Regions from separate parts of the Homo sapiens genome. Here regions 1 and 2 are each linked to region 3. The links are chromatin loops, found by intact Hi-C in ENCODE. Cell type or tissue: heart right ventricle. All regions are shown on one strand.

Region 1 (8,000 bases), 150 kb after region 3:
TCTGGGAATGGCAGGGGACTCAGACCCACTGGGCCCTCCACTCATCCCAACTCCTGGCCAGAGCAGTCGGTACAGAGACCTCCCTTTGCCCAGGACTCCACCCCACTTGAGGGAGGTGGGGGGGGGGACACCCTCAAAACTCATCAGAAGCCTGCTGTGGCCAAAAGGTGGGGGTGGGGGGGGGTGGGAGTAACACAGGCTACACCTGCGCCTTGCCCAGCCTGGGTCTCGCCTGCACCACCACGTAGGCCTGCCCAAGGCGGCCCTGCTTAGCTCAGCCTGGTGCCGCTGTGCTCAGCGCAGAGAGCAGAAATCAGAAATGGAAACTGAAACTGAGGGGAGGAGCCAGCTGAGCCGACTTACGAATCTCCTATCCCTGCCCCAAGAAAAAGAACCACGTGTGCTAACAGGGAAGCACTCTTTCAGTGCTACAGGATCCTCTACGCTCTGGCCCTTCTGCAGTCAGTTGTAACCACATCCACCCAGGTTAAGGTGAAGGCAGGAGGTTCTGACCCCTGCTGCCCTGGCATCTGGATCAGGAGCAGCCTGGAGGAGGGAGAGGTGGGGGGCTGCAGGCAGGTAGGACCCATCACCCCAGGAGCACAGGACCAGGCCTGAGGCTTGCTGGGGAGAGCAGCCTCCAGTTTGCAAGAGGTCCCTGGGGGCCAAGGTGAGCCTGCTAAGGCTGGGACTACACCAAAGAAACAATCACACAGAGAAATAAAAAGCTTTATTATTCCCTCTAAGGGATTAATGCCAGGGAATGAATGGTCCCCATACCCCCCACCCCTGGGGGAGACTGACAGAACAGTGCTGGACAAGGCATGGCCCCCTTCAGTTTGGGCTGAACTTCCAACCCCTGAAGCCATCACTCAAGCTAAAATGAGCAGTTCTGGTCCTCAGGGAAACAGCCACCTGGGCCAGGCCCAGGAATCCAAGCCTCCAAAGCTCTTGGGGACCAGGCCTGGGGGCCACCACGGCTGGGCAAGGTTCATCCCTGGCCACCAGCTACTCTAGAGGGGCTGGGCCCCAACCCAGGAGACCTCTCACACACAGTGAAGGCTGGGACAGAGCTGCACGCTTGGGGGTGCCTGAAGGTCCAGAAAGAGCTGCAGGATCGGGTCCGGAGGACCCTTGGCTGGAGTGTCTCAAGCTGAGTCGGGTCCGTGGGGCCAGGGCACCCCCTAAGGATCAGATCAGAATCCGAGGTGGAGACATTCCAGGTCAGGGCTGCGGCCCAAAGATGGGCCTACTTGTCAATGAGGCCTCCCTCCTTGAGCTTGAAGTAGAAGAACTTCTCCAGGGCGCTGGCACAGCGGCAGTACTCGCTGTCCGGGGGGTTGTACTCGCGACAGTTGGCGATGACCCGCTGCAGGTCGGCCACAAAGAGCTTCCGGGTCACGTAGTAGCGGCTTCGCAGCCGCTCAGTCATGGTCTTCAGGTCTGGGGCAGCAGGAGACGGAGCACAGCTTTAAGAGGCTGAAGACCACGGCAGGGCTGTCCACCAGGGTGGGCCCCCTGGGGCTGCAGGGCGCAGTGAGGGCAGGAGCAGGTGTGGGGACAGAAGAGGAGGGAAGGGGATGGAATGGAAGGTCCTCACCAATGGGGAAGCGGATGACCTCGTAGTAGTCAGGGGCCTCCGACTTCTTCACAGGCTCCATGAAGGGCCAGGCACTGGGGTGAGACTGGAGAGAAGAGCCGGGCTGGGGACAGCCCTGCTGCGCCCACGCCAGCCCGAGACCACTACCCACCCCACACTGCATCAAGAGGCCACAGCCATTGGTGCAGGGGCCCTGGAAAGGAAACCTGGTCTCCCCACCTTGATTTGGGCCAGCAGGTTTTTGAGGGTTGTGTAGAGCTGGTCGGGGTCCTTCAGCTCCTTCCTGGGGCGAGAGACACCAAGTCTGAGGCTCCAAGTCCCTCTGCCCCACCCCCAACCCGGCTCCTTTGACACTCACCCCTTCTCCTTCCCCAATGGCTTCCAGCCTGTCTCTCCTGCAAAGTGGGAAGTGGGAGAATGTCTCTAAGAATGCCAGTCCACACCCCAAGCATCGTGCCCCCACTACCCTGCAACTGAGACCCCTGCTTACGAATGCCAGGAACGCTCTCCACAGGGATCTGCCTCACGCCCTCCTTGAAGCAGCTGAGCCCCGGGTAGACCTTGCGGATCTGGGCCTGTTTGCGCTCAATCAGCTTCTTGATGATCTGAGGGAAGGAAGGGACTGAGGGGCCAACTCCAGCCCCAACAACAACCCCTCCCAGGGCCACAGTCGGAGCCACTGGCTGCACCCACCCAGCTGCAACGCCACCTAATCCAGCACCTCCCCTCATAACTTCCCCAAGGGAGCAGAGCAAGAGCCAAGATCCTGGCCTGCCCCTCCTCACTCACACACATATATGCATGTAGACGTAGAACAGGTCTACACACGTGTGCTCGCCCTCTGCATGCCCATTCATGAAAAATCCCACAGATGCGCATGTGTGCACACCACCTCTTTCTGCTTCTTGATGATGTGGGACAGCTCCGTGTAGGGGATGCGGGGATTCAGCTCACACTCCATCAGCGTCGCTCCCTCGTAGTCCTTGATGTAGCCCAGGTAGCGGCTCTTGGGCACCTTGATGTCCTTGGAGAAACCCTGGGGGGTGGATGGTCATGACCCAGTCCATCCATAAGTATTTCCCAACTTCTGTCGTCCCTCACCTGGGAGCACCAGAGGAGTAGCACGTGCCACTTGCCACCTCCTGCTCCTGAACCTCCTCCTGGGGCACTGTGAGGGTTCAAACTGTCCCTGGAAAGGTCCCAGGTCAGCTGCCCACTCCTGACTCATCCCGAAGAGTCCCCCAGTTCCTCCAGCCTGCTCTACTGGCCCCCCAGTTCCTCTAGCCTCCTCTACTGGCCCCCCAGTTCCTCCAGCCTCCTCTACTGGCCCCCCAGTTCCTCCAGCCTGCTCTTGGCCCCCAGTTCCTCCAGCTTGCTCTACTGGCCCCCCAGTTCCTCCAGCCTGCTCTACTAGCCCCCCAGTTCCTCCAGCCTGCTCTAGTGCCCCCCCCAGTTCCTCCGGCCTGCTTTACTGGCCCCCTAGTTCCTCCAGGATGCTCTACTGACCCCCAGTTCCTCCGGCCTGCTCTACTGGCCCCACAGGCCCTCATTCTCCCCTGGGGCAATGGCAGCAGAGGAAAGAAGATAGGCATGGAGACTCTCCTGGCAGGTGTCAGGTGAAGTAGGGGACGCAAAGGGACTCCTACTCCATCCACAGAGGGGCTGGACAGAATTACCCCAGCCTCCAGGCAAAGGACCGGTGTGGGACGAGGCTACGGGTCACCTGCTTTTTGAAGTAGCCGATGGCGTACTCGTCGGCGTAGGTGAGGAAGTAGAGAATGTTGTGCTTGATGTGATACTCCTTCAGGTGGTTCATCAGGTGGGTCCCATAACCCTGCGGGGGAGGGAAGCAGGACTCACCAGGAGCTGAGGATGGGCCTGGTGCTGGAGAGGTCTCAGAGACCAGAGAAGAGCGGGTAGATTGGAAAGGAGGTAGAGAGAGCGAGAGCATCCAGGCAAAGAGGAAGAAAGGCAGCTGACAGAGGAAGGGGAGCTTATGGGGAGAAAGTGAAGGGTGCGGGCTTTCTAAGCTCACTCTGGGCTAGGTGCAGTGCTTCCTGTTTTACAGACCGATTCTCAAATTAACCCCAGAGGCGAGTATTACCACCTTTATTTTACAGAAGAGAAAACCGAAACTCAGCTACGTTAGGAAATGTGTTCAAGGTCAGGCTGCCAGCCGTGGCAGGGCCGGGTCCAAACCCAACACAGGCCACTGATTCCCAGTCCCTGGGCCTCAGAGTTGGGAGAAGCGGGAGAGGGAGTCACCAGAGGTCTGAGCAGCAGGAGCAATGCCTCCCACACGTCAGGGCCAATGAGGCACCACACAGATCTGAGGTATGCGACACACAGAGCCAGAGACCCTACGAGTGGGTCTGTTGTAACAAAGGACAGAAGCCAAAACTATCAGCATAGGGCTACTGTAATAATGATTAGTTTGGCTGGGCGCGGTGGCTCATGCCTGTAATCCCAGCACTTTGGGAGGCCGAGGTGGGTGAATCACTTAAGGTCAGGAGTTAGAGACCAGCCTGGGTGAAACCCTGCAACATGGTGAAACCCTGTCTCTACTAAAATACAAAAGTTAGCCAGACGTAGTGGTGCATGCCTGTGGTCCCAGCTACTTGGGAGGCCGAGGCAGGAGTATCACTTGAACCTGGGAGGTTGAGGCTGCAGTGAGCCCTGATCATGCCTCTGCACTGCGGCCTGGGTGAGAGAGACCCTCTTTCAAAAAAATAAATAAAAAATAAAAAGTAAAGTAATTAATTCCCCCATGTATGTAAATGTTCTTGTGATGCAGAAAACCCAAGTCCACAGGTCCACCAAAGTGTGGCTGCTGCTTGGGCTCCGTCTGTCAACAGGTGGTTTCCTAATCCACAGTTATCAAAGTACGGCTGCCACCTTGTGGGGATGTGAGGAACGGGCCGCTAACTAAGAGAAGAGCAACGGGCTGCTGCATGCCACACATCCTGCTGCTCCGAACTGGCCCAAACTCAGGAGTGGGCCGTGGACTGGGGCTGGGGCCGGGGAGCCGCGCTCACCTTGACCTGCTCATTCGAGGTGACAGCACAGAAGACAATCTCCGTGAAGCCCTGGGTGGGAAACATGCGGAAGCAGATGCCACCGATGACCCGCCCATCCTTGATCAAGGCCAGAGTCTTGTGCTTCCTAAGAGAGAGGGGGGCATGTCATAGCCCCTGACTGTCCCCTTCAGGTCCCCAGAGCCCTGGAAGTCTGAGCTGTAGTCAGGGTTGGGCAGTGAGAAGTAAGAATGCTCAAAGGATGAACCTCAGAAGTGGGGAGCAGGGGATCCCCAATTTTGAGGAGTGAAGAGGCCGAGGAGGAAGGGAACTGGGTGTGCTGCCCTGGGGGAGGGGCTCTCTGGGGGACGCACGGGTCAAAGACGAGGCGGGCGATATACTCCTTAGGCATGCGCGGCAGCTGGTGGGAAAAGACATTCTGCAGCCCCACGAGCCACAGCAACACCCGCCGGTTGGCCTTGGGCGTCAGTGAGTTGCCGATGACATGGAACTCGATGATGCCGCGGCGCTCCTCCAGGCGGGCTGTCTCATCCCGGGCCGCATTGGCCGAAAGCAGGCTCGTCTGGGCACAGAAGAGGGGTGGTGAGCCGGGGTCTCAGGTTGGTGGGGGTCCCCCAACTGGTCAGCAGGTCGGGCTGCCCACCTCAGGCCCCAGCATGGCAGCAGGGTCAGTGATGGTCAGCATGACCTCATTGACCAGCTCCATGGGGATGTCACCCATCACACGGAGCCGCTTGGCATCCTCCAGGGTCAGGTTCTCTGGGAGCGTCCTCTTCTCGCCTATTGGGGAGGCAGGCAAGGTTGCTCAGGATCAGTAAAAAAGGTTTGGGAAGGAGTGAATGAGGGTCAGAGGTCAGGGGTCAAGTATCCACCTGGCATAGGCTCGGCCCCTGCAGAATCCAGACTCAGGGAGCTGTTGCTGCCCCCACCCATGCTGGGGCTGAAGATGGGGGTGCTGGGAACAACCGCTGCACTGACTGAAGCTGAGGAGAGAGAGAGACGTCAGGGATGGGGGGCTGAAGCTGAGGAGAGAGAGAGAGAAGTCAGGGACGGGGGCTGAAGCTGAGGAGAGAGAGAGTCAGGGACGGGGGTGCTGAAGCTGAGGAGAGAGAGAGAGAAGGCAGGGACTGGGGGGGCTGAAGCCGGTGGCAGGTCCCTCAGTGGGATCCAGGGCCTCCGGCCCAGGTGAGCTCTCTTCCACCCAGGAGGCTTAGCTCAGCCAGGCAGGCCAGACACCCTACAGAGCGTACCATGGCACATACCTGGCCGGGGAACCAGCTGTGTCCCCTCTGAGGGTGGCATGGTGAAGCCTGACTCCCAGATTGGAGAGTTTGCCCCATAGATCTCCTCCTCCAGCATGGACAGGAATCTGTAGGGAGGACACAGTCTGTCCCACAACTCTGTTCTCCAGGGTGCAGCCTGGGCCAGGCAGCAGAGGGACTGGAGGCTGGTCAGAGACAGACCCTGCTCTTAGGGAACTGGGGACCTGAGAGAGGGGACAGCCCCTGTCTTCTGGGAGCCTCCAATTGAAGGTAAGAGGACAGGACACATCCAGGACAGAGATCAAACAGGCTCAGTTTCACCACGCTGTGTGGCACAGGGAGACAGGTCTGAGCTGATGTCATCCTGTGCTGTGTGGCCAGGCAGGGCACCTTGTCACCCTGAGCCCCCTCACTGCCCTCAGTATCAAAATGGGCTCAGACTCCACCCCACCTTGCCATCTCTTGTTCCCACCTGATGGCAGGGGGCACTAGAGAGCCAGGATTAGTCAGTCAGGGTTTTTTGAACAGGGGAGTTATGGCCTAGATTTTAAAAGGTGTGGCCGAACAGAAGAAAATGGTACAGAAAAGACCAGAACAGGAGTAGAAATTGGTTTCACTTCAAGCTTAAGGTCTGGTTTCTTGGAGAGTTGTGCAGGGAAGGAGTCTGAGGCTGTGTCCAGGCCCCCATGGGAAACAATTAGTAACATCTACTGGGGCGTAGGGTCGGGTGGGGGCAGCGTTAGCTTGGGCTATGTACCTGCCATCCCCAGACTAGTACTAGCAAGTTGCTTCTGGGCCATGGGCAAGTCTGCCAGGTAGACGCCCAGATCCCAAAAGGCCCATGGAGGGAGAGGAGGGACCAATCCAGGAAGCCTTCCTGGAAAAAAGGGGACAACAGGGAGGATGTGAACTTGGGGCCAAATCCTGGTAGGCCAGAAGGAGCCTTACTTGGGGAAGTGAGTGAGGATGAGGGTCCTCTTCTCGGGCACCAATTTGTCCTTCTCCACTCGGAACTTTTCCAGCAGCTGCCGGCGGGTAACGGTGAAAATGGACCGGAGAAGGCTTCGCCCAAAGACATGAGTGGTTTCGTAGCGGGGGAGGCTATCACAGCTCTGGGGCACGTGGCAGTAACAGAGCCATCTGGAGTAGGGGGTCGAGGGGGAGACAGGTGAGGGCGGAAACCACTGAACCCAGGCTGGGCCTGCAAGCCTCCCCCGAAGCTGCCCCTGGCTGGGCCTACCTGGTGTAATTGACCTTGTAGGTAGCCACGTCCTCAGCCTGAGACCTCTGCCGAAACTGGGCAGGTGTCTCAAGCTTCCAGTAGTTAAGGCAGAGCAAGAACATCTTTGAGAGCTCGAACATCGTCTGCCGCTCCCGGGGAGCCAGGTGACTAAACTTGTACTGCACAAAGTTCAGCACACCCTGAGAAGGGGTGGGTGGGGGATAAAACCAGGAATGAGGTGTGAGCAGCCCGCAGGGCCTTCTTAGACAAAGGAAGATGCTCCCTGGCCAGGGACAAGGTTCTCCTTCTCCTCTCTCTCTCGGGTGCTCTCTATAGAAAAGCTCTGCCCCCTCCCTACCACCATGCCCACCCTGAGGTTAGCACAAAACACCCTTCCTTCTCTGAACCTCCCCAGTGTTCTCAGCTTGAGGAGAATGGAGAACACAGGCTCCCCACTCCTCCAAGCTGTCCCCAATTCTCCTATCCGCTATCTCCAATTCCCCTATCTCACCTGCTCAATATTAGGTTTCTCAAATGGAGGGCTGCCCAGGGACCCCTCCACCACAGGCCGGGTCATCTGCAGGATGCATTTCCGCAGTAGCTAGAGAGAAGAGGAAGGGGGCATAGAGGGGAGGGGGGCAGAGCTGCAGACAACCCCTCAAGGCCCCACCTCCTTCACTCACACCCTCCTTTAGTGGAAGCTCACCTTGAAGAGGTAGAAATAGACCTGCTTGGTGTCTGTGTCCTCTTCCTTGTGAACAGACATGAAGAGATTCTCCACATCCACCACCATCCCCAGCAGTCGGTTTATCTCATCCTCTGACACATTCTCCAAGTGGGATACGTGGTCAGCTGCAAGACAGATGGCAGAGTTAGGAAAA
Region 2 (8,000 bases), 230 kb before region 3:
AGGTAAGGGGGTCACAGTCCTCCAGGCTCAGAAACTGGGCTCTCCGGACACCTGGGTCCCTGGCGCCTAGAATGGAGACAGCCAGGGGAAGTACAGCCTCAGACTGGCTCATCACCCCCTACCCAGGAGGCAGTGCAATGGAGTCTCCTGGGTCATACAAACAGACGCAGCCACTCACCCTGCACCTGTTGCGTGTGCAGAGGACAGGAGGAAGACTTCACCAGATTAGGAGACACTCGAGCCTCTAGGCCCAATCCAGAGATCTCCCCCGACCCGCAGGAGGATAGGAGAGACAAGGGGCAGGAAAAGAGCGCGACTTTGCCCCCATACCCGCAACCAAAAAGTGGGCAAAACTTCCCCCTCCGCCCGCCCACCCACCCCTCCATCGCACGCAAGCCCGGTCGGCCAGCGCAGACTCAGAGCGCGCGGGACAGCGCCCTCCCGCAGCCCCCCGCCCCTCTCCTGGCACTGCGGTAGACCCAGGAGAGGGGCGCTGAAGGGGTGCAGATCTGCCGCAGCAAGAGGCGCGTGGAGGTGGGTGGGCGAGCGTGCAGGCCCCAGAACCTGACTCACGGGCACAAACCAGGGGACAAGAGCAGAGGAGGAGATGGAGAAGGGGCGACCAGACAGACACCGCAGTGACATCGCGGGGGTGGTGGACGGGTGACACTGAGTGCTAGAGGGGGCGGGGTGCCTGGACCCGATGGGGCCACTTCCTCCCTGGAGTTGCCCCAGTCCCCACCCGGTCCAGGACCCCGGGGGCCCGATTTACCTTCCTCCAGCTCCCGAATAAAGGCGGCGCGCTCAGGGCCGGACACCCCGGGTCGCCGGCCAACGTAGGCGGCTGGCGTCTTCCAGATGCCCGCTGCCTTTCCAGTCCCCCGGCCAGTGGCCCGGGAACCAAACGGCCCTTGGAATACGAAGCGGGTCCACGGCGCGTCCGAATTGTCGGGCATAGACCGGACATCCCCTTGGATGGCCGAGAATGCGGACGGGCGCCGGGCTCCTGCCTTGGCTCCAGCCTCCGAGGCCGGGCGAGCTCCGGTGCGGGCTTCCGAGAGGAACTGGGATCCAGAGGTGGCTCGGGATCCTACTCTCTGTCCAGTGCCCCGTGCCTGCGGCTGCGCAGAGGGCTCCGGAGCGGGACTGGCTGAGGGCGAAGGTGCACAGGTGAGTGCTGCTGGGTCCCCGGGTCCGAGCCGGCTCCCCGCGCAGCACCGGCCCAACCTCTTCGGGCGCATCTCGAGTCTGCCGTCCGCTGCTGCGGCGGGACCTTTATAACCTGCGCCAGCCGCCGGGCCGGACCACGCGTAGGGGTGGGGGCTGCCGAGAAGCAACTAGTGGCAAGCGGGACTCAGAGCCGCGCGGGAGGGGAGCTAGTGGTGACGGAACAGAGCACAGTAAGAAAAGCAGGGCAAGAAGGGCGAGTGCAAGTTCCGGATGGCTCCGAGTTGGGATGGGAGCGAAAGATTTTTTCTGCCCTCTCCATCTCCGGAGAATGGTTCTGCCCAAAGCCGCGGCTGCCCCAGCACTCGCGGGTCCCTGGCTGGGGGCAGCCCCTCCCCAGCTGCCGCGCCGGGGTTTCGGGTGCCTTCCCTGGTGTAGAAGCTGCCAACCCAACGTTGTGCATACGGTCTGGGGTGGCCAGTGCATTAGGGCAGCGCTGCGTCTTTCCCGGTTGACTGGGAGAGACATTCCAAACTCCAGTGCGCTTCCAACGTGCTGCAACCCTGCCTGGCGCTGCAACCCTGCCTGGCGCTGCAACCCTGCCTGGCGCTGCAACCCTGCCTGGCGCTGCAACCCTGACCCTCGCGCTCACACCCCAGTGCTCGCGCCACTCGACGTCTTCCATTTGATTGGATTAACTGTTCTTCACCTCCAACCCTAGTTCGCTTTGCCCTCCTCTTGCCATGCTGGCGAACCCCTGTTCTCCTTGGGAGACGCCTCTTAAAAGTCTCCCTGTAGCCGGGCGCAGTGGCTCACGCCTGTAATCCCAGCACTTTGGGAGGCCGGGGCAGGCGAATCACCTGAGGTCAGGAGTTCCAGACAAGCCTGGCCACCTGGTGAAACCCTGTCTCTACTAAAAATACAAAAATTAGCCAAGCATGGTGGCGTGTGCCTGTAGTCCCAGCTACTCAAGAGGCTGAGGCAGGAGAATTGCTTGAACCTGGAAGGTAGAGGTTGCAGTGAACCGAAATTGTGCCAATGCACTCCAGCTGGGGCTACAGAGCGAGCCTACCCCTCAAAATAAATAAATAAATAGAATACTTTTTTTTTAAGTATCCTACTGGAAATGTTGGGTAGACAATTAGATGTATAAATCTGAATGTAGGGGAGAGACCGGGCTGGAGATTTAAATGTAGGAGTCATTGTTCTTTGATGACCATTTAAAGCTATGAGACTGGTGAGATCCCCAAGAGACTGAGAGAAGACAGGTAAGAGCGCCCAGGACTAACCCCCTAGGATTCAGAGGGCAGAAAGAAGAAGAGGAGGCATCAAAGGAAGACTGGGATGAGTGGGGCAGTGAAGTAGAGGAAAACCAGGAAAGTTGGGTCCTAGAAAGTAAAGAAAATGTTTCATGTAGAGAGTGGCCACCTGTGTTGGGTGGTGCTGTTGGGCCAGGCAAAGACTGAGGACAGAGACTCAGCTTGGCAAACTGGGGTCATGGGCAACCTTGGTGAGCTGGGGTCATGGCCTCGGCAAGAGCGGTCTTGCGGGGCCAGGCACAGTGGCTCACACCTGTAATCCTAGCACTCTGGGAAGCCAAGGCAGGTGGATCACCTGAGGTCAGGAGTTTGAGACCAACCCAGCCAACATAGTGAAACCCCATCTCTACTAAAATACAAAAATTAGCTCGGTGTGGTGGAACAAGCCTGTAAGCCCAGCTACTTGGAAGGCTGAGGCAGGGGAATTGCTTGAACCCAGGAGGCAGAAGTTTCAGTGAGCCGAGATTGCACCACTGCACTCCAGCCTGGGCAACAGAGCAAGACTTGTCTCAAAAAAAAAAAAAAAAAAAAAAAGAGCGGTCTTGGTAGAGGGGGTGAGAGAGACCAAAGAGGAGTGAGGAAATAACGAGAGGTAACAAAATGAAAACAGAAAGAAGGCTAGGCGCTGTGGCTCACACCTATAATCCCAGCACTTTGGGAGGCTTAGGAGGGTGAATTGCTTGAGCCCAGGAATTTGAGGCCAACCTGGGCAACATGGCAAAACCCTTTCGCTACAAAAAAATACAAGAATTGGCCGGGCGCAGTGACTCACACCTGTAATCCCAGCACTTTGGGAAGCCTAGGCGGGTGGATCGCCTGAGGTCAGGATTTTGATACCAGCCTGGCCAACATAGTGAAACCCCGTCTCTACTAAAAATACAAAAAATTAGTTGAGCATGGTGACGGGTGCCTGTAATCCCAGGTACTCAGGAGAATCGCTTGAACCCGGGAGGCGGAGGTTGCAGTGAGCCGAGATTGCGCCATTGCACTCCAACCTGGGCAACAAGAGCGAAACTCCGTCTCAAAAAAAAAAACATAGCTGGGCATGGTGGTGCATACCTGTACTACTTCAGGGGCTGAGGTGGGAGGATCACCTGAGCACAGGTCGAGGCTGCACTCCAGCCTGGGTGACAGAGCAAGACCCTGTCGGAAGGAAGGAAGGAAGGCGGGAGGGAGGGAGGGAGGGAGGAAGGAAGGAAGGAAGGAAGGAAGGAAGGAAGGAAGGAAGGAAGGGAGACAGTATAGAAAACTGTATTGAAGAAATCTGCAACAAAGGAGAGCTGGAAAAGGGCACAGGAGCTGAAGGAGGACATGAGTGCTGGGGAGTGTGTTTTGAAGATGGGAGAGAGGACAATATGTTTACATGCTGATGGAAATGTTCCCTCAGGGAGGAGAAAACAGGTGCAGAAAAGAGAGCTTATCTCCCAGAATACTTCTGGAAATGGAGGAACTTTCATAACATAACCGTTCTCCTCCTTGTTCAAAGTCTGCATGTTTTATTTTCTTTCTTTCTTTCTTTCTTTTTTTTTTCTTTTTTTGAGACGGAGTTTCGCTCTTGTTGCCCCAGGCTGGAGTGCAATGGCACGATCTCGGCTCACCACATCCTCCACCTCCCGTGTTCAAGCAATTCTCCTGCCTCTGCCTCAGCCTCCCCAATAACATGCGTCACCACATCCGGCTACTTTTGTCTTTTTAGTAGAGACGGGGTTTCTCCATGTTGGTTAGGCTGGTCTCGAACTCCCGACCTCACGTGATCCGCCTCCCCCTTGGTCTCCCAAAGTGCTGGGATTACAGGCGTGAGCCACTGTGCCCAGCCCAAAGTCTGCATGTTTCCTATGGTTTCTTTGTCAGCAGAAAGCTTGAAGGAGACACACAACCCCAGGGTTTGCTACGACAGTGAGGTTGAAGAACATAAGGAGGTGGCTGTTCGGGCATCGGCACAGCCCAGGCTTCCGTGAGGCTACAGCTCCATAGGCTCTGCCGAGTGGTCCTCCCACAGCCCAGCTTCCTGGACTGTCTCTCTGTGCCTTGGACATCTCTGCAGCCCCAACCACCAAGCACAGAACAGGGCATACAGAAGAAGCCTATTACACTCCTGCTGAATTAAATTGTTTCTGGCCCCATGAGGAAGAAGCCCTGGGAAACCCCTGGAGAGTTTGACGGGGAAGAAGGCAGAGGCAGTGGGATGGAGAAGACAGAGATGAAGTTAGGAGACCCTGAAAGCTCCCCCAGCTGACCACACCCTCTAGGTCAGCGCACTGGCAGCCAGCAACTCTGGCTACGGCCACCAGAGGGCAGTGTCAGCCCGTATACCTCCCCACGTGGCTTCCTCACCTACAGGCTCAGTCGCCCCACAGAAAGTGGAGTAGGGACAGAGACTCCATTTTACAAATGGAGAAACCAGGGCTCAGGGCCCGTCATTCTGGAAGTAAGCATTTTGGCCTGGCTGACAGATATCTGCCTTTCGACAGCCTAGGGCTGTCCAGGAGACTGGGGGTAGTCTCTGATCCAGGCCTCTCAAGTGGTTTTCCTCTGTCAACCACCCCCTCCCTCTCCTGCTTCTCATCTAGGGGGAGAAATCAGACACAGCAAAGACCCTTGGCCTCCTGTCCTCCCTCCCAGTGTGCATCCATGGACCCTCCTGGATCCGAAAGAGGATGGGAGGGTGCAGAAGACTTGCCAGGCTGCAAAGCCAGACCACCCACCACCTAATTGTGCACACCCCCTGAACCTGGGGCACATTCACTCCAGTGCCCAGCCCTGGGCAGCACACAGGTGGCTCAGGCCCCTCCTCCTGCCCCCTCCCCTGGCCTGACCCTGGGAAAAAAAACACCTGGAACAGGGTAGGTAATAGAAAGAGCCCCTAAGGGTCGGTGCCAGGGACCTGGGGGGGACAGGCACCGGGGTTACTTTCTGCAGGGGAGCAGGGTGGAGGGGCACCCTGAACTAGGAACAGGGGAGACCTCCTCACCCCCGCCGCAGTCCTGCTGTCTCCTGCAGGCCTTTCGGGGGCCCTCCCCCATCTCTGATCCAGGCCTTCCCCTCCAGAACCAGGCAGTGGCCGCCATAGCCCTCACCCCCACCCCAGAACCCAGGTACAGTCCCTCCTTACATCAGCAGAGAATGGGGGACTTGAGGGCCTAGGCCCTCAGAGGTTCCCCTTTAACTTTTCTTTTTGTTTTTTTGAGAGGGAGTCTCACTCTGTCGCCCAGGCTGGAGATCAGTGGCATGATCTCAGCTCACTGCAGCCTCCGCCTCCTGGGTTCAAGCAATTCTCCTGCCTTAGCCTCCCGAGTAGCTGGGACTACAGGCACATGCCACCATACCCATCTAATTTTTGTATTTTTAGTAGAGACGGGGTTTCACCATTTTGCCCAGGTTGGTCTTGAACTCCGGACCTCAAGTGATCCATCTAGCCTCGGCCTCCCAAAGTGCTGGGATTATAGGCATGAGCCACCACACCTGGCTCCCTTTAACTTTTCTCCTCTTCTTAAAGAGCCCAGCCCAACTCCTGGGCCACTGAGCCCCTCTGGCCTGGAACAAGGAGGTAACGAGGTGCTGGGGGCAGCTGGGGGTCTGAGCCCTCTGCCTGCTGTCTTCCATGGCCCCGCTGCTGGCCAGGACCGAAAGGGAGAGAGGCAAGGAGAGAAAGGACAGAGAGCAAGTGCCGGGGACGAGGGCAAGGGGCTGAGGTGGCTGGGACCTCAGGTGGAGAGTACTGACCCCCACTCTGAAGTTCTTCCCCACCTGGGGGCTCCTATCCTGGAGGAAGGCCCCGCCTCCCACACAGGCTCACTCCTGCTCTTGGTTCTGATGTCTGACTCCTCCTCTGAGAAGCCCTCCCTGGTGGGGCTCACCTGTGTTAGGTATCCTGTGCCAGATCAGGCCTCTCTGTGTCCTCCCCTCCCCTGGCATTCTCTCCCGACTCTGTCCGCTCACAGGGTAAGATGATGTCATTGACAAGATGATCTATTTAGTAACAATGAGAGCAGTATCTGTTTTGCTCACTTTTGTATTCTCAGGACTCTAATGAGGCATCCAATAAATATTTGTTGAATGAACACATCAGTGGATTCTCTGGGTATGGATGGTGGGAGTGGTAATCGCCCTGGGGAAGTGACTTCCGGTAAGGGTGAGATCCTAGGACTCTGGACTCCCAAACCAGGGCTCCACATCCCCTGGCACAGGTGAGCGCCACCAGGAACCCTCCAGGGGCACCTGTGGGAGAGGATGGAGACCGGCCAGGATGTGAGCCACAGATCCCCAGGGAGTGAGCCTTGGCACAGCCAGGTGCCCACTTCTTCCCTAGAGCCCTCAGCCCAGCCCCGCTCCTTTCCCCAGGGACCAGAGCAGGAGGCCTGGGCTGGCCTGATATGGAGCTGGGTCCAGCAGGTCGGCAGTGCCCTGACCTGGGAAGCTCCACGGGAAGCAGCTGGGAGTGGGGGGACCACAGCACCCTCTGTGAGGAGGGCAGGACCGTCAGCTGCGTCCAGCCTGCTGGACAGGCAATACCAGGTGGTGGCGAGCCTAGAAGGATGTTCTGGCCCTTTGGCCTCCCTGAGCTACCTCCAGGCTCAGGGATAACACCAAGGAGCCCTTCGCTCCCTGACCTCTGTCCCCAGAGTCAGCAATTCCCTCTCATCCCTGCGTCCATGTCCAGGCTCTGAGCCCTTCCAGGGACAATTTGTGGGATTGGGGATAGAGACAGAGGAATAAATACACATTCACTGAGACCTGACTAGGTGCCGTATGGATTTTGGATATATTTCATTTTATCATCACTGGAAGGAAAAAAATACTGCTGTGTTATAGATGAAAAACAGAAGCCCAGAGAGGTCAAGCAACTTATCCAAGGCCACACAGCCAGGAAGTATCAGGGAGGGAAGATCACAAAGGCTTGTCTTACCAACAGCCCATGTGCTGTCCACGGCCTCCCAGTTCAGAGAAGAAGCTGGGCGACCCTCCCTCTCCCGTACCCAGGGGTGCCTGTGCTCACTGGGTTTGCTTCCACATAATACTACTTATGAGCCAACTGTTAGGTCTTATAAATTAGATGCCCACCGTGGGCATCTGCCCCATGGCCTCTGGAGGAATCCTGCCAGAGGATGGAGATAAAGGAAGGACAAATACCAAGTGCCTTTTGCAGACGCTATGTCCGCTCTTCCTTCTTCAAGCCTCAGCTCAGACGCCACCCAGTCTTGGGAGCCTCCCCTGATCTAACCTGGCTGGATCTGGGTCCCTGCCTCCCAGATCCAATGTGCTTCCCTCTACCTCAGCCTTCCACACACTGGGGCAAAAGCAAGAAGGGCTTCTGTGCCCAGCTTTTAGTATCTGAGCCTGCCTTGGCCCATGCTTGATGGGCTCAGAGGGAAACACTTGTACTCTGACATAAATCCGAAATAACAGAATCATCCTGACTGGTTCCAGTCTTCAAAATAAGAAAGACTGAGTTTTCACCATAAACCTGGACTCCTGGCCGGGCGCGGTGGCTCACACCTGTAATCCAGCACTTTG
Region 3 (8,000 bases):
ATGCCTGTAATCCCAGCACTTTAGGAGGCCGAGATGGATGGATCACCTGAGGTCAGGAGTTTGAGACCAGCCTGGCCAACATGGTGAAACCCCATCTCTATTAAAAATACAAACAATTAGCCGGGTATGGTGGCACACACCTGTAGTCCCAGCTACTTGGGAGGCTGAGGCAGGAGAATCGCTTGAACCCGGGAGGTGGAGGTTGCATGAGCCAAGATCATGCCATTGCACTCCAGCCTAGGCAACAGAGCGAAACTCCATCTCAAAAAAAAAAAAAAAAAAGTAAATAAAATGTAAAATTCTCAGTCACACTAGCCACATTTCAAGTCATTATAGCCACATGTGAGGCCGGGTGCGGTGGCTCACACCTGTAATCCGAACACTTTGGGAGGCCGAGGCGGGTGGATCACGAGGTCAGGAGATTGAGACCATCCTGGCCAACATTGTCTCTACTAAAAATACAAAAAATTAGCCAGGTGTGATGGCACACTCCTGTAGTCCCAGCTACTCGGGAGGCTGAAGCAGGAGAATTGCTTGAACCTGAGAGATGGAGGTTGCAGTGAGCCAAGATCACGCCACTGCACTCCAGCCTGGGCGACAGAGCGAGACTCCGTCTCAAAAAAAAAAAAAAAGCTACATGTGGCCTATGGGTGCTACATAATACAGATCTAGAATATTCCCATTGTCACAGAAATTTCTGTTGAATAGTGCTGGCCTAGACTGTGTCAGGAGGCAGAGACCAGGGGAGAAACTTGGAGGTGCTCTGGGCTCCCCCACCCCACCCACTCCCAGTGCATCCAGGTGGACGCACAAGCTTAGTAAAGTCTGCACACCAACTTCACAGGTGCACACTCACCCAGGCCTCTTCCTCCTGCTTCTGACCAGACAGCTTCCTTAAGCCCTTCCCACAGCCAAATTCCAGAGCACCACTGGCACGCAGCTGGACCCCAGGAAGTATCTGCTGGAGTGAAGTAAACGGGGCCCCTGTCCTTGGGGAGCTTATGCCATCATTGAAAGAAGCCAGATTGCATAACTTGTGGGCAGCAAAGGGGCATGGCCTCAGGGACCAGCCTGGGGTCTGCAGGCACTGGGCAAAGAGAGCAGGGACCCTGAGAAGTGAAGGCTCAGGACACTCCCAGTGGGAGGAAGACCTCATGCTGTGCTCTGAAGGACAAGGATAGCAGAGCTGGCCAGGCCGAGGAGGGGCAAGTGCACTGAAGACGTGGGAGGTCGGCGCTGAGGGCTGGTGGCCGGCAGAAGAGAGATCCTGGCCTGGGTCCCAGAGCTGGGGGGTTCCCGGTGGCGGGGGATGGTGGTGACAGAGCCCCAGACAGTCAGCACACCAGCCTGGACTTGAAGGGCTGTGGACAGCAGAGAAGTGATCTGATCACCTCTGTTTTTTGGGAGGCAGGTTCATGGTGAGCTGTTTGTGAGGACTGTGGTAAGGCTAACACTGCCCTCTCATGGCGGAGAAATCATACCCAAAAGACCCCAGCAGGCGCAGTCTATCCTCTGCCACCATACGGCCCAGGGAAGCCCAGGCCTAGCATGTTGTCGTCCTCGTCATAAATGCCATGTCCCCAGCTCTGGCTTCCAGGCGAAGAGCACCCACCTCACTGCAGCCCTGCCAGATGTACCATGCGCCACATACTTCCATGTGATCGCCCTGCAGACAGACAGCATGGCCGTTCAGTTCAGGAAATATTCGCCGAGTGTAGATTGGCTCCAGGCTGCCAAGCTCAAATGTGTGCGGCCATTGTCCTAGCCCACAAGAAGATTACAACGAAAGGCCAGACACAGTGGCTCACACCTGTCATCCCAGCACTTTGGGAGGCTGAGGGCAGGAGGATCACTTGGGTCCAAGAGTTCTAGACCAGCCTGGGCATCATAGCAAGACCCTGTCTCTTAAAAAGAAAAAACAAACAAACAAAAAAACAGTTACTCAGGAGGCTGAGGCAGGAGAATGGCGTGAACCCAGGAGGCGGAGCTTGCAGTGAGCTGAGATCGTGCCACTGCACTCCAGCATGCATGATAGAGCGAGACTCTGTCTCAAAAAAAAAAACAAACAAACAAACAAAAAACAAAGCACAAACCCTGGTTCATGACCAGTGCCATAGGGGACTAGGGGAATTCAGAGTGAGAGAGCCCCAGCTGGGAGGCAGAGCTGGAGGCTTTCCAACAAGGAGGATCTGAGGTCACCTTGAAGGCTAGGCAGTAGTTTGAAGGGTTAGGGGCAGAGAGAAGGTACCTGTGACCCTCACTGACTCCTCATGGGACCAGGCCCCCGACCCCTCACCCTCCTGGATTGGCAACTCCAGGTAGGAAGGCTCACAGTGGGAGGGAGGTGGGGGGTGGGCAGACCAACACCACAAGAGAGTGCATCCAGGCCCCGGAGCTGCTCAGTAGACACTACCATGTGTAGCTGGTGTTCTGTCAGTGCCAGCCACGGGCCTGCTATGAGCAAGAAGGCAAGACCTGCCCTCCAGAGGCTCACAGGGGCTCCAGGCCCCTGTGGATCATGCACTCGAGTTGGGGAAACTGCAGACATTCTGGAAGGCCCTTCTGAAGGCAGGCCAGCCCCCAGCCTGTCCCCTTGGTGTGTTTCTGGGTCTTTTCAGTGCTGCCTTGCTGAGTGCTTGCAGGTTTGGATTGTCTTTTTGCATTGACTGAAGCCAAAAGCAGCTTTAGGTAGTTCATCTAAAGGTAGAAATGAGTAGATAGACACAACTCCCAATACATGCCTAAGCCAAAGAGAAATGCATTTGACTGACTCGCAGTCATGTATCTCCCAGACACAATTTGTGTGGATCATTCTGAGTCAGTAAGTGTAGATTAACCTGAGGGTAGGGGTCATTGGAGGGGCCAGAGGGAAACCAAGGGTGGCAGGTTCCCACCAGAGCCCTGCCTTCTGGGATTGATCTGGGTGGGGAAAATTAATGGTGTAGGTGCCAAACACAGGGGCTAAGCTCCCTCTACCATCCACAGGCCTTGGACGATGCCAACAAGGGTATCATCAGAGAACTGAGGAAAACCAACTACGTGGAGAATCTCAAAGAAAAAAGCGAGGGAGGTGAGTTCCTGAAACTCTGAAAAGGCAACTTCAGCATTCTCCCTCTGCTTTCTTTTCCTCTAGTCCGAGACACATGCGACAGCAGCTCCCCAATCTGGGGGCTTGGCACTGCCCATCGTGCATTCTAATTTCAGTGCCACCAGCAGCCCTAGCCTATCTCTGGGGCAGTAGAGGGTGAGGATTCAGCCCACCATGGGCTGGACTGTCTGGCCCCAGAGCGCACTCATTTCTCTCTTCAATTGATTCATCAAGTATATGGTGAGCACTTGTCATGTACCTGGAAGGTGTTAGATTCTGGGGAGAGAGGCCCATCCCTGCCCTGGAGGAGCCCATGGCCCTTTGGGCAAGGCTGACCAGTGGAGTTGTCAGCTGCTGGGATCCTGCACACAGGTGCTACACCGAGGTGGAGGTGTGCTGCCATGAGGGTGCATGCAACGGGGCGTGGGCTCCTCTGGGGAGGCAGAGGAGGCTTCGACGAGGAAAAATCTTCTACCTCCAACTCCAAAAGATGCCCAGGAGTTTTCCAGGAGAGAAGTGGGAGAAGAAAGGCATTTTTCCAGCAGGGAACAGCAGGGCCAGAGGCACAGAGACAGAATAACAGTAGCTACACTTTGGGGGCTCTTACTGTGTGCTAGGCACTGGGTTAAGCACCAGACAGGAGTGATCTTGTTGGGTCTTTACCCCACTAGGAGGTGTAGGTGCTGTGGGGGGAAAGGGAGGCTGAGTGAGGTGAGTGCTCTGCCAGAGTCATGTAGCTAGGGAGGGGTGACTCGGGGCCCCACTCTCCCCACCTGCGGCGCTGCTCTCGGGCCAGCAGTGTGATGGGCAGGTGCAGAGGGGCATAAGGTGCAGAGGCTGCCTGACAGCTGTGCCTTACCACATTCTTTCTCACAAGGTCTCCAGGGAGTAAACAGGCCTTTGGCCCCCTGCCTTTGGGCTCTCCTTTCCTGCAGGGAGGGAGTGAGGGAAGGAGAAGCAGAAGATGGCTGAGCAGCCCTACCCCACTGGAGAGGGGCCTAGAGGAACAGGGGTGTTAAGCGCAGTAGCCGACCCCCATTCATGCTTCCCGCAGGCCAGGCATTCTTTCAAAGACTGTGTGCACGGACTCATCCTATCTGTATCTGTTCAGGAACACTATGAAGGAAGTGTTATTAGCTTGACTTTATGGAGGACATGGAGGCAGAGGGGTTAGAGGCTACAGTGGTTTTCAGTCTTGGGCAGTCTGCTCTAGAACCCACGCGTCGGCCCGTGCCACACTGTTTCTAGTGACACAGACAGCCTTTTCCTGCCCCAGTCTGTGGAGCTCTCACTCCAGCCAGACTGCAGTGAACAGAGCTGGGGCTGGAGGTCCGGGAGGACAGAGCCCAATGCAGATTCTTGGCTGCAGCCCTCCAGGCTGCAAGGCTGAAATCCTTTCTGGTCCAGGCAGGGCAGCGGGAGGTTTCTGGGCACCTGAGCAGCCAGATGACAGCCCTTTATTATCCAGCACCTGCTCTGTGGTGGCTGGACCCCCTCAGAGGGGCTCTGTCTCCGCCCCCACATGCCCTTTGAGCTGCTCTGAGAAGCCACAGGAGCAACAGCTGTGGAGAGAGACTCTGCGGGGAAGCAGCCAACACCCCAGTCTCCCTACCCTGGCCTGCGTCCTTGTGCCTGGAGAACTGCCGGGCACGTCCCTCTCAGAACAGCAGGTGGCAGCATTGCATCTGTTTTCACCACCAAAGGGCTGTGACCCCCTGAGACCTGAGACCCTCTGCAGATACCTCAGTAACTAGTGGTTTCCAGGAGGAGAATGTAAGGGAGACGCAGAAGGGGATGTAACTTTTCTCCATAACTGATAAAAAAAAAAATTTAGGAGCAAGGATCCCTTTGCTTGTAAAATAACTCTTCAGCTGAACTTTTTGTTAGCAGCGTATATCTTTATAGGAAACCTATCTTTTTCCTTATGTTTTTTCTATATTTTCATAGGAAACCTCCCAACAAATAATGAATGTGCTTCCCAGGGACAAAGAGAAAGTGTCAGAATGAAGATGCTGGAGAAAATCCTTCTGTCATTTTCCAGCACCTATGCTATTTCTTGCAGGGAAAAGAGGTGTTCTGGGGTCAGACTGTCCTGGGTTCAAATTCTGTCTCACTTGCACACTTGCAGTGTGACCATTGTGTGATTTCTTTTCTTTCTTTTTTTTTTTTTTTGAAACGGAGTCTTGTTCTGTCATCCAGGCTGGAATGCAGTGGTGCAATCTCAGCTCACTGCAACCTCCATCTCAGCCTCCCAAAGTGCTGGGATTACAGGCATGAGCCACTGTGCCTTTTTTTTTTTGAAATGGAGTCTCCCCTCTGTTACCCAGTCTGGAGTGCAGTGGCGCGATCTCAGCTCACTGCAACCTCCATCTCAGCCTCCCAAAGTGCTGGGATTACAGGCATGAGCCACTGTGCCTTTTTTTTTTTTTGAAATGGAGTCTCCCCTCTGTTACCCAGTCTGGAGTGCAGTGGCGCGATCTCGGCTCACTACAACCTCCGCCTCCTAGGTTCAAGTGATTCTCCTGCCTCAGCCTCCTGAGTAGCTGGGACTACAGTCTTGTGCCACCACTCCCGGTTAATTTTTTTTTTTTTTGAGATGGAGTTTTGCTCTTGTTGCCCAGGCTGGAGTACAATGGCACAATCTTGGCTCACTGCAACCTCCGCCTCCTGGGTTCAAGCGATTCTCCTGCCTCAGCCTCCCAAGTAGCTGGGATTACAGGCGCCTGCCACCATGCCCAGCTTATTTTTGTATTTTTAGTAGAGACGGGGTTTCACCTTGTTGGCCAGGCTGGTCTCAAACTCCTGACCTCAGGTGATCCACCTGCCTCGGCCTCCCAAAGTGCTGGGATTACAGGCGTGAGCCATGCCGCCCGGCCGTGTGATTTCTTTTCTATCGATCTCAGGTCCCTTGACTGCAAACTCAAATCAACGGCAGTGCGCATTTTCATGATGTCTGGATGGGATAAGCTATACAGCCCTCACGTGATGCACAGGACGGAGCTGGGCTCAGTCAATGATGGTTCCCTTTCTCTGCTTTTGGAAAGGTGTGCTGTCAACACCAATTTAAAGAGCTGGCAAAAACAGTCATTCTCAGGGCCTTTCTCTCATCGGCCTCTCAAAAGCACAGGCCTCCACAGAGATGAACAGTTTCTTTCTTTTTTTTCTTCTTTCTTTTTTGGAGACGGGTCTTGCTCTGTCACCCAGGCTGCAGTGCAGTGGCTGGATTTTGGCTCATCACAGCCCCAACCTCCTGGGCTCAAGCGATTCTTCTGCCTCAGCCTCCGGGTAGCTGGGACTACAGGCGCCAACCACCACGCCTGGCTAATTTTTGTATTTTTAGTACAGACAGGGTCTCACTGTGTCGCCCAGGCTGGTCTGGAACTCCTGGCCTCAAGGGATCTGCCTGCCTCAGCCTCCCAAAGTGCTGAGATTACAGGCGTGAGCCACCGCACCCGGCCTGACATGAACAAACTTTTATCTTTCTTCCCGCTTTTCTCTTATTTTTCAGAAGCTTCACTGTATGAAGATAGAATAATAACAAGAGAGAAGGACATGAGGAGAGTGAGAGATGAGCCCGAGAAGGTGGTGAAGCAGTGGGACCATAGTGAGGATGAGAAAGAGACAGATGAGGACGATGAGGCTTTTGGGGAAGCTCTGCAGAGCCCAGCAAGCGGAAAGCAGAGTGTGGAAGCAGGAAAAGCCAGAAGCGATTTGGGAGCAGTTGCCAAGGGCCTGTCAGGAGAATTAGGCACAAGATCAGGAGAAACAGGCAGGAAGCTACTAGAAGCTGGCAGAAGAGAGTCAAGAGAAATTTATAGGAGGCCTTCGGGAGAATTAGAGCAAAGACTCTCAGGAGAATTCAGCAGACAGGAACCAGAAGAACTAAAGAAACTTTCAGAAGTGGGCAGAAGAGAGCCAGAAGAACTGGGAAAAACACAATTTGGAGAAATAGGAGAAACGAAAAAAACAGGAAATGAGATGGAAAAGGAATATGAATGAAGCCATCGGTAGAGATGAGGATCAGGAAGCTGGTGTTCAGAGGGATCATGGGATTTTATTAAACTGGATTTTCAAGCGATTTGTCTGTTATAGGAAAAATGAGGGTTTTACTTCTGCTGCTTTCCATCACTATTTTGCCATTAAATAGGTGTCTTTCACTCTTGCAAACCCTGAGTCTGTCACTTTGCCTCTTCACCCCTGCCCATTCTTGGAAGAGCATCGTGGAAGAAATGAGAAAGGTGCCAAGAAGAAAGGGTTTCAGGAGGGTGAAGATACGGGCGCTACAGGGAACAAGAAGTCACAGGGAGGAGAGGGGAAGGCCTGGGAGGAGAGGTGCTTCCCACACACCGGTGACTGACTGAGTCCCTCCAGTGCGCAGGACAGCGGGGAGGCTTTATGGATGGAACAGTGGTGGGGCGGCCCCAGCTGTCACAGGTAGGAGAATGCCGCAAGCCAGAACCAAGCGAATGCTGGGAGTGAGGCCAAAGATAGGGGAGTGGCCTGGGAGTCGGGAGGGCAGACAGACTCCGCCTCTGACACCTCTGGGTGGCATAATCAGGTAAATCAGGCTCTCCAAGCTGGCTTCTCCTCTGAACAATGGGATACCTGCCTCAGGGGTTGCTGCGAGGACTGAGTGCTTAGCACAGCACTTGGACAGGAAACTCAAAAATCCAACGGAGCTCTCAGTGGTTTCACAGAGGAGGTGGCAGCTGAGGATCTGGCCTCAGAGGATGTTAGGATTTCACTCCGTTACTCATCTGTCCCTTTGGCCATTGCCATCCTGGTCTGTCTCCACAGCTCCTAGAAGGAAAGGTCGGGGCTGAGACTGACTTTCGGCTGGCACAGGGCCTGGACGAATGAGGCCAGTGAGGCATTTCAGATGCAGAGTTTACCGGAATGCCAGCAAATTGCA

The links. Hi-C counts contacts between places; a loop is a spot of excess contacts. Peaks named below come from ENCODE experiments on the same cell type or tissue, not always from the same donor. Only the 100,000 strongest peaks of a DNase experiment are listed, where the experiment ranks them.
Region 1: it touches region 3 in a loop (17-fold over the local background); 102 of 110 quality-filtered maps call a loop at or near these places.
Region 2: a loop joins it to region 3, with 2.5 times the contacts of the local background. A loop is called at or near these places in 25 of 110 quality-filtered maps.

The regions. Positions count from the first base shown.
Region 1 is chr17:42,112,400-42,120,399 of GRCh38, forward strand. DHX58 (DExH-box helicase 58) reads right to left here and starts at 315. Exons shown (of 14, transcript NM_024119.3): 1 at 206-315. It overlaps KAT2A (lysine acetyltransferase 2A), which reads right to left. Exons shown (of 18, transcript NM_021078.3): 3 at 7,826-7,971; 4 at 7,631-7,720; 5 at 7,138-7,319; 6 at 6,846-7,037; 7 at 5,898-6,004; 8 at 5,508-5,618; 9 at 5,279-5,415; 10 at 4,989-5,197; 11 at 4,636-4,762; 12 at 3,324-3,434; 13 at 2,493-2,636; 14 at 2,091-2,205; 15 at 1,959-1,995; 16 at 1,820-1,883; 2 more. The coding sequence ends at 1,250. RefSeq lists enhancers at 163-682, 3,382-3,917, 3,641-3,960. In heart right ventricle, CTCF peaks have their summits at 250, 4,504 (motif pointing left), 4,705 and 6,368 (motif pointing right); DNase peaks (open chromatin) are centred at 42, 332 and 4,502; H3K4me3 peaks cover 800 bases; H3K27ac peaks cover 1,411 bases.
Region 2 is chr17:41,733,394-41,741,393 of GRCh38, forward strand. HAP1 (huntingtin associated protein 1) reads right to left here and starts at 1,250. Exons shown (of 11, transcript NM_177977.3): 1 at 773-1,250. The coding sequence starts at 1,241. RefSeq lists an enhancer at 139-681. In heart right ventricle, a CTCF peak has its summit at 4,777 (motif pointing right); a DNase peak (open chromatin) is centred at 4,778; H3K4me3 peaks cover 1,334 bases; H3K27me3 peaks cover 4,713 bases.
Region 3 is chr17:41,958,397-41,966,396 of GRCh38, forward strand. ODAD4 (outer dynein arm docking complex subunit 4) reads left to right here. Exons shown (of 12, transcript NM_031421.5): 11 at 2,986-3,070; 12 at 6,597-8,000. The coding sequence ends at 7,087. Among named protein-coding and RNA genes, the nearest start is that of CNP, 4.4 kb to the right of the region's middle. RefSeq lists enhancers at 543-1,150, 1,151-1,756, 1,757-2,362, 2,363-2,968, 7,672-7,771 and a silencer at 4,690-4,839. In heart right ventricle, CTCF peaks have their summits at 1,464 (motif pointing left) and 4,759 (motif pointing right); DNase peaks (open chromatin) are centred at 4,725, 7,707 and 7,849; H3K4me3 peaks cover 887 bases; H3K27ac peaks cover 1,852 bases.